Linked DNA regions of Homo sapiens: region 2 is linked to region 1. Evidence: chromatin loops called from intact Hi-C (ENCODE). Cell type or tissue: PC-9. All regions are shown on one strand. Each heading gives the region's core, and the rest is flanking DNA. Links, peaks and the distances in the headings are about the cores only. Region 1 overlaps GMDS (GDP-mannose 4,6-dehydratase). Region 2 overlaps GMDS (GDP-mannose 4,6-dehydratase).

Evidence for each region. Peaks named below come from ENCODE experiments on the same cell type or tissue, not always from the same donor. Only the 100,000 strongest peaks of a DNase experiment are listed, where the experiment ranks them.
Region 2: it touches region 1 in a loop (7-fold over the local background); 2 of 110 quality-filtered maps call a loop at or near these places.

The regions. Positions count from the first base shown.
Region 1 is chr6:1,916,344-1,919,266 of GRCh38, reverse strand. The region is part of intron 7 of GMDS (GDP-mannose 4,6-dehydratase); the gene reads left to right. Among named protein-coding and RNA genes, the nearest start is that of FOXC1, 310 kb to the right of the region's middle. In PC-9, for the core only: no CTCF peak of the experiment used is centred there; DNase peaks (open chromatin) are centred at 1,466 and 2,396; H3K27ac peaks cover 2,276 bases.
Region 2 is chr6:1,766,122-1,769,044 of GRCh38, reverse strand. All of the region lies in intron 7 of GMDS (GDP-mannose 4,6-dehydratase), which reads left to right. Among named protein-coding and RNA genes, the nearest start is that of FOXC1, 160 kb to the right of the region's middle. In PC-9, for the core only: no CTCF peak of the experiment used is centred there; DNase peaks (open chromatin) are centred at 874 and 1,474; H3K4me3 peaks cover 1,302 bases; H3K27ac peaks cover 2,440 bases.

The DNA.
Region 1 (2,923 bases), core at 263-2,762:
AGAAAAGTGAGGGAGACCTCTGAGGAGCAGTCAGGACTTTGTTAGCTATCTCATGTCGGTCTCTCTTGGGGAAGCTCCTTGAAGGCAGGACCTGGATCCTATCCCTCTTTATCTTTAATCATCCCTCCCAACATGCCTGGCACATAACAGATGCCCAGTAAATACCTGAATTGGATCTCCCTGCCCATCATTTCTTTATAAAATTATAAAAATGAAATCTGTATATATGAAATGTGTTCCATTTCTCTTACTATTAAAAGATGCTTTCTTTAGCTAGCACAAGACATTGCCCCCAGAATATGATCTTACCACACTTAGGTTGAGTTGTGCTAGATTTACTTGATATCAGCAAAATGTTTGCAAGCACCTTTCTTTCTGGTTGAGTGCAGATCATAAATGAAAGGAAGTAACGTCTATATGTTCTCACACAGTGGCCAGTTTCCTGATTATCTCTAGATTCTACTATTATTAGACTTTATTCCTAGCTTTATTTTTACTTTTGATTTACTTATTTATTTTGAGGTAGGTCTCACTCTGTCACCCATACTGGAGTGCAGTGGCATGATTTTGGCTCACTGCAGCCTTGATCTCCCAGGCTCAAGTGATCCTCCCACCTCAGCCTCCTGAGTAGCTGGGACTACAGGCATGTACCACCATGCCCGGCTGAATTTTTTTTTCTTTTTAGTAGAGATGAGGCCTCCCTATGTTGCCCAGGCTGGTCTTGAACTCCAGAGCTCAAATGATCTGTCCACCTCGGCCCCCCAAAGGACTGGATTATAGGTATGAGCCACCATGCCCGGCCTTATTCTTATTTTTAAAGGAAGAATATCTGAGCAGATAGAAAAATGGAAAGGCAGAAGGATAAACTGGCCCTGTTTTACAAAATAATATTTAAAAATCACTAATATACCATTAGCTTATAAGACCAAGTACCCATGGGAGTACTTGATGATATTGACATCAGCTCATTCAGAAACCTTTTTGTGTGATCATCACTCTATTTCCTCTCAGTTTTCAAGGATCTCATTTGTTAGAGGATTCTTCTAGAGAGCCAGAGTTCCAAGGAGGGCTCTATTATTATGGAAAACCGTCACACTCTCCCATCCCTTCTCTTCTCCCCTCTCTATCCTCTCTCTCAGTCTGTACCCATCACCAACACATGCAAATTAGAAGCAGGTCATGTTGTAATAATAGGACTTTATTTTTAAATACATATAGAATTTAAAGATTCTTATGTATTTATTTGACAGTGGCTCTGGGAATATCTGTGGAAACAGTGCAGTAAGAAGAAAAGAAAAGCCTTCTGCAGTACCATTTTCTGTCCCTCGTGAGTGTGATTTCATTTCCTCCCTGGTCGCACATCACCCACATGCTCAGACGACATATCCCTGTTCTTGGGTCCGTCCTCCAGCTTCTGACTCACAGAGCAGAGCGATAGTCTGTGGGTGCCTGTGTTGGAGGGTACAGGTTGCATTCCAGGAAGGTGACTCGGCTGGCATCCTGCCTCTCGGGGCATTCTGTCACCAAGTCCACAGGATACAGATACCCCATTCAAGGTAGCAGAGCTGCGCCTACTTTGTCTCAACAGAAAAAGGCAGAGATGAGGATTTCAAGGGCTGCATAGTTTCATGTGCTTTTTCTTACAGTGTGTCCTTTAGTCAAGAATTACTTGCTGGTTTTGCCTGGGTCTCAAATTTCAAGTTTGAAAATAAAATATAAAGATCTATCACTAGAACTTATTTTAAACCCTGGAAGATTGTCCTATTCTATTCCTGTAGTGCTTTGTCATTTACATCTTTGTATTTGATTCTCCCAACACATATTTGACCATGGTTAGGAGAGCACGGATTGTTTTTTGTCATTTTCATAGGAAAAGGCTGACATTGAAAGGAGAAACCCTTGTTTGATGTCTTCTCTTGGTATCAGGCAGTGGGTTCCAGCCCTGCTCTGCCAACTCCTCAGTGCAGTGACTTACCATGATACTGTGCCATGTTTCTGGGCTGATTTTTGGTATATTTAGTCATTCTTGTGAGATTTTTAAAGTCATTTTTTTTTAGTGACTTCAAGTGTTGATTGTGTAGCAAACGTATTCCTCTCGCTAGGTATTACATATAAACTAGCATCTCTACTGCTGGCCTAATACCTCTAATCATCCTGTGAAACCACTCCAGTGTGAGGAACTGAGTGTGAAGGAAACTGTAGAACATCTGAGGAGCCACATGTGAAAAGGCCAGTCCCTGTGTCCTAAACAGACTTCCTCTACATTAAGCAGTCCTTTAATAGTTGTACAATCATATAATTTGAAGAAGATATCCATTCTGTACAGGAAATACAAGTTTAACAGAAGTCGTTTCATTTGATCCTTATCTTCAAAAAAAAAAAAACCTGAAGAAGCTTGAAGACGTGGCATGGGTGGTTTAGATTCCATTGCCTTTTGTCAGTGGCAGTAGAAGCCTCATTGTAGTTAAGCATCTGCCTGGGCCTCTGGGAAAACAAAGCATCATTAACTGGCTGGCTAATGAGTCATCTATTAAAATTATCCCTAATGAATTGTGGGTTTGCTTGTTTAATTGCGCGTGGTATTGTGCTCTCAAATGTTAGCAGTCCAGTGGGGCTCAAAGAAATTACACTGGCTTTATTGAGCATTTCAGTAGGATTCTTCCTAAGTCACTGTGCCACGATTGGCTCTCTCTCTTTCTCTCCCTCCCTTTTTCGTCTCTCTCTCTTTCTTTCACTCTCCTTTCCCTCTGTTCATCCCTACCTCTCTTTTTCCCTCTTCCCTTTCCCTCCTTTCCCTTCCCCTCCCTTCAGCTCATCTCCTCTCTCTCTCCCTTTCTTTCACAGATTGTGGGGTAGGAATACAATATGAAAACTCTTACTTTGGAGAATCTGCGCTAATGGCATCTTGAGTATGAACAGCCCC
Region 2 (2,923 bases), core at 248-2,747, 150 kb after region 1:
CTCTCTGTAGAATATAGTATAATCAGACAGAGTAAGCTGTTATTTCCTCTCCTGGGCATATTATTCTGTATCTTTTATCTCTTACAATATTGAAGGAATATTAAAAGGAACTCAAAATGAATAAGCACACAAAAAATGAGAAATATAAGCATAACTCTTTTAGTCTGTAAAATGTCAGTAGTTAAATAGGAGTTGTGAAGTGCCAGTTTTTACAAATTATGAATATTCAAAAGATACAAAAACATGTTTAAATCAAAGCAAAATATATAGATTGAGTATTCCTTATCTGAAATGCTTGGGAACAGAAATGTTTTGGGTTTTGGAGTATCTGCATTATACTTACTGGTCGAACATCCCAAATCCAAAAACAGAAATGCTCCAATGAGCATGTCCTTTGGACGTTAAGTCAGCACTCAAAAAGTTCAGATTTTGGAACATTTCAGATTTCAGATTTTTGGATTGGGGTACTCAACCTGTATATTATGTGACAGTGACTAACAAGAAACATTTATTCATGAAGGAATGAGTAAACGTAGTACCTCCTTGGTTGAAGCAGGAGTTCTAAGGTATGTACCCAAGTTTGAATTCTTCAGTATCTTATCTGTCATATATTGGTAGTAGCTGGCAATATTGATCCCTTTTTTGGAGCTGTTCTTCCAATTAAATTTTTAGAAGCAAATGCTGAAATCATCATCCTTGCACTTTTTGAACATATCCTATTGATTATACTGTCGTTCTAAATATTTACAATGTATTCTTTCAAATATTTGTGGATATAATAGAAAGCATGTCTCTATGACATTGTATGCTTTACTGAAGTGACATTAGATATTCCCCTGTTTACACACATTCATATGGTTAATGACTCATGTTACCTATTAAGGTTTCCTGTTTCCTGATTTAAAAGATATTTAAAGGCCTCAGTACTGAAATGTTTATTTTTACCTCTGGATCTTCTGCTTCATATAGTAACATATACAGGCTAAATACCTATTTTAACACCACCAGACCCACTTTTTACCTTTATTATGAAACTAGGGTTTGGTCAGCTGAGGGCAAGCTGTATGCATAACATAGCTGGCAGTATAGTCGGTGAACTGTCACCGAGAAGAGAGTCAAAATGTAAACACTGAGCAATTCTACAGCAGCTTAGAGCCGGGATTAACTGGGATCACCTAGTATTCTGTTTTTAATGAAACTCTCTCCCTTGTATTTTCATGTTTGGGAGAGAGTCCAAAGTTATCTCATGCTAATTTAGTTAGGCAGTGCCCTCCGGGGATGTCACAGGCTTCCCTGACCTCTCCAGAGAGAGATTCAGTGAAGGGATGAGGAGAATTAAACATTCCTGAGAAATTGGAAAGCAACAACCCCCAGAGAATTTGCAGAGAAACTCGCTCCAGACTCGGCTGCCAGAGACTCAAGTCACCTTTTCAGCACTTGCTTAACATCTCTCTCAGTCCCATCTGGCTTGACTCAGAGGTCAGTCTGGGAGACTCGGGAGTGGTGGCAGCTCAGAGAAGAATTCAAGGGAGGGCCACCAATAGCACATTCTGCTCTTGTTGCTTGTTTTTATCTGAAGTACATTTGAAAAGATGGACAGGGCATAAGGTTGAAGTAATAACTTGACTTTGCTTGGCCATCTTTTTTTCCTTTTAACCCAAAATTTACTTTAAGGTGAACTGGTATTTTTATTTCCCAAATAATAAGTTCCTTGATTCTTGATGACTGAAACTTAAGAGTTGTTGTCGTTTCTGTTATACAGGACCTCTGTGACTAATTATTTTGTAATTAGCCATTTTACAAAGGATATTTTCTTTTATGCGTTTAATGAAATTTGGGGGGGTGGTGGGTGGAAAATATGTTTCCGGTTTTAAAATCATATTCCCTTTGTGGTTTACATTTCGTATATGAAGAATTTCAGAAAACTAGGAAAACAAAAGTATTATTAAATATTGAATCTGTATTATAAACAAATCTAAGGAGCTACATTTTATAGTTTGTTCATTTCATTTTCTACTGAACAGAATAAAGTTCAGTGTGCCCTACAGCTGTGGTGTGAGAGGAAGGTTTGGGGATCCCTGCTCGATTTTACACTTAAGTCAGATTCAGCAGGAAATAAAGAACCCTTACCCGGTGCTCCTTTAAGCCAGATTGCTGAGCTGGGAGACCTAGCTGACCAGATCTGGCCCATTGCCAGGCTTTGTTTAGTCCAGTCAGTGTTTCAGCCCACAGCTAACATTTTAGAGTTTGTTGGGTTTTTAAAAAACATAACGCAGTTTTTAGCATGTTCGATGTGCAGCTCCTCCGTGTAAGCAGATCTGGTGAGACTGGTTCAACATCCCCAGGTGGGAACCGTCTGTGGGAAACGGGGCGCTTGCTGGGCCTTCTAGAAGGGGAGAGCCTCTGCAGGCTGCCTGAGGTGAGCTTCCCTGGGCTCCGGAGGCACTGGAGTAGCGAGGCCCACCTTAGACCCTCCTCCCGAGCCATACACAAGAGAGAAATCACTTTTCAAAGTAAGCGACTTTGTTCATTAGAAAGTGAGTTATAGCAGATATATAAATATGATACTCATTTCTTCATTGGTTCCCATTAGGATTCTCAAGATGCTTTTCTCTCTCCGTGGTGGCCTACAAAGAGACCTGGCCCGGGAGACGGAAGGTGTGGGTTCTAACGCAGAGCCTTTCCCCAGCACCTGAAACAGCTCATGCACCGCGTTTCCTGAAGCCCAAATGAATCTGCTGCCTCGAAAGTTCTGTGGTCTTTGCTCCTGTCCAATTTCCAGTGACTCAATGCACATCAGCTTAAATTAGCTAACTTCTCCTTGCTTCTGTGCCACACACAAAAATTAATCATGGCATCAGGTATCTTGATGCACTGAAAGAGTATTACATTTAAACAGACGGGCAGCGAATCCATGAATCAT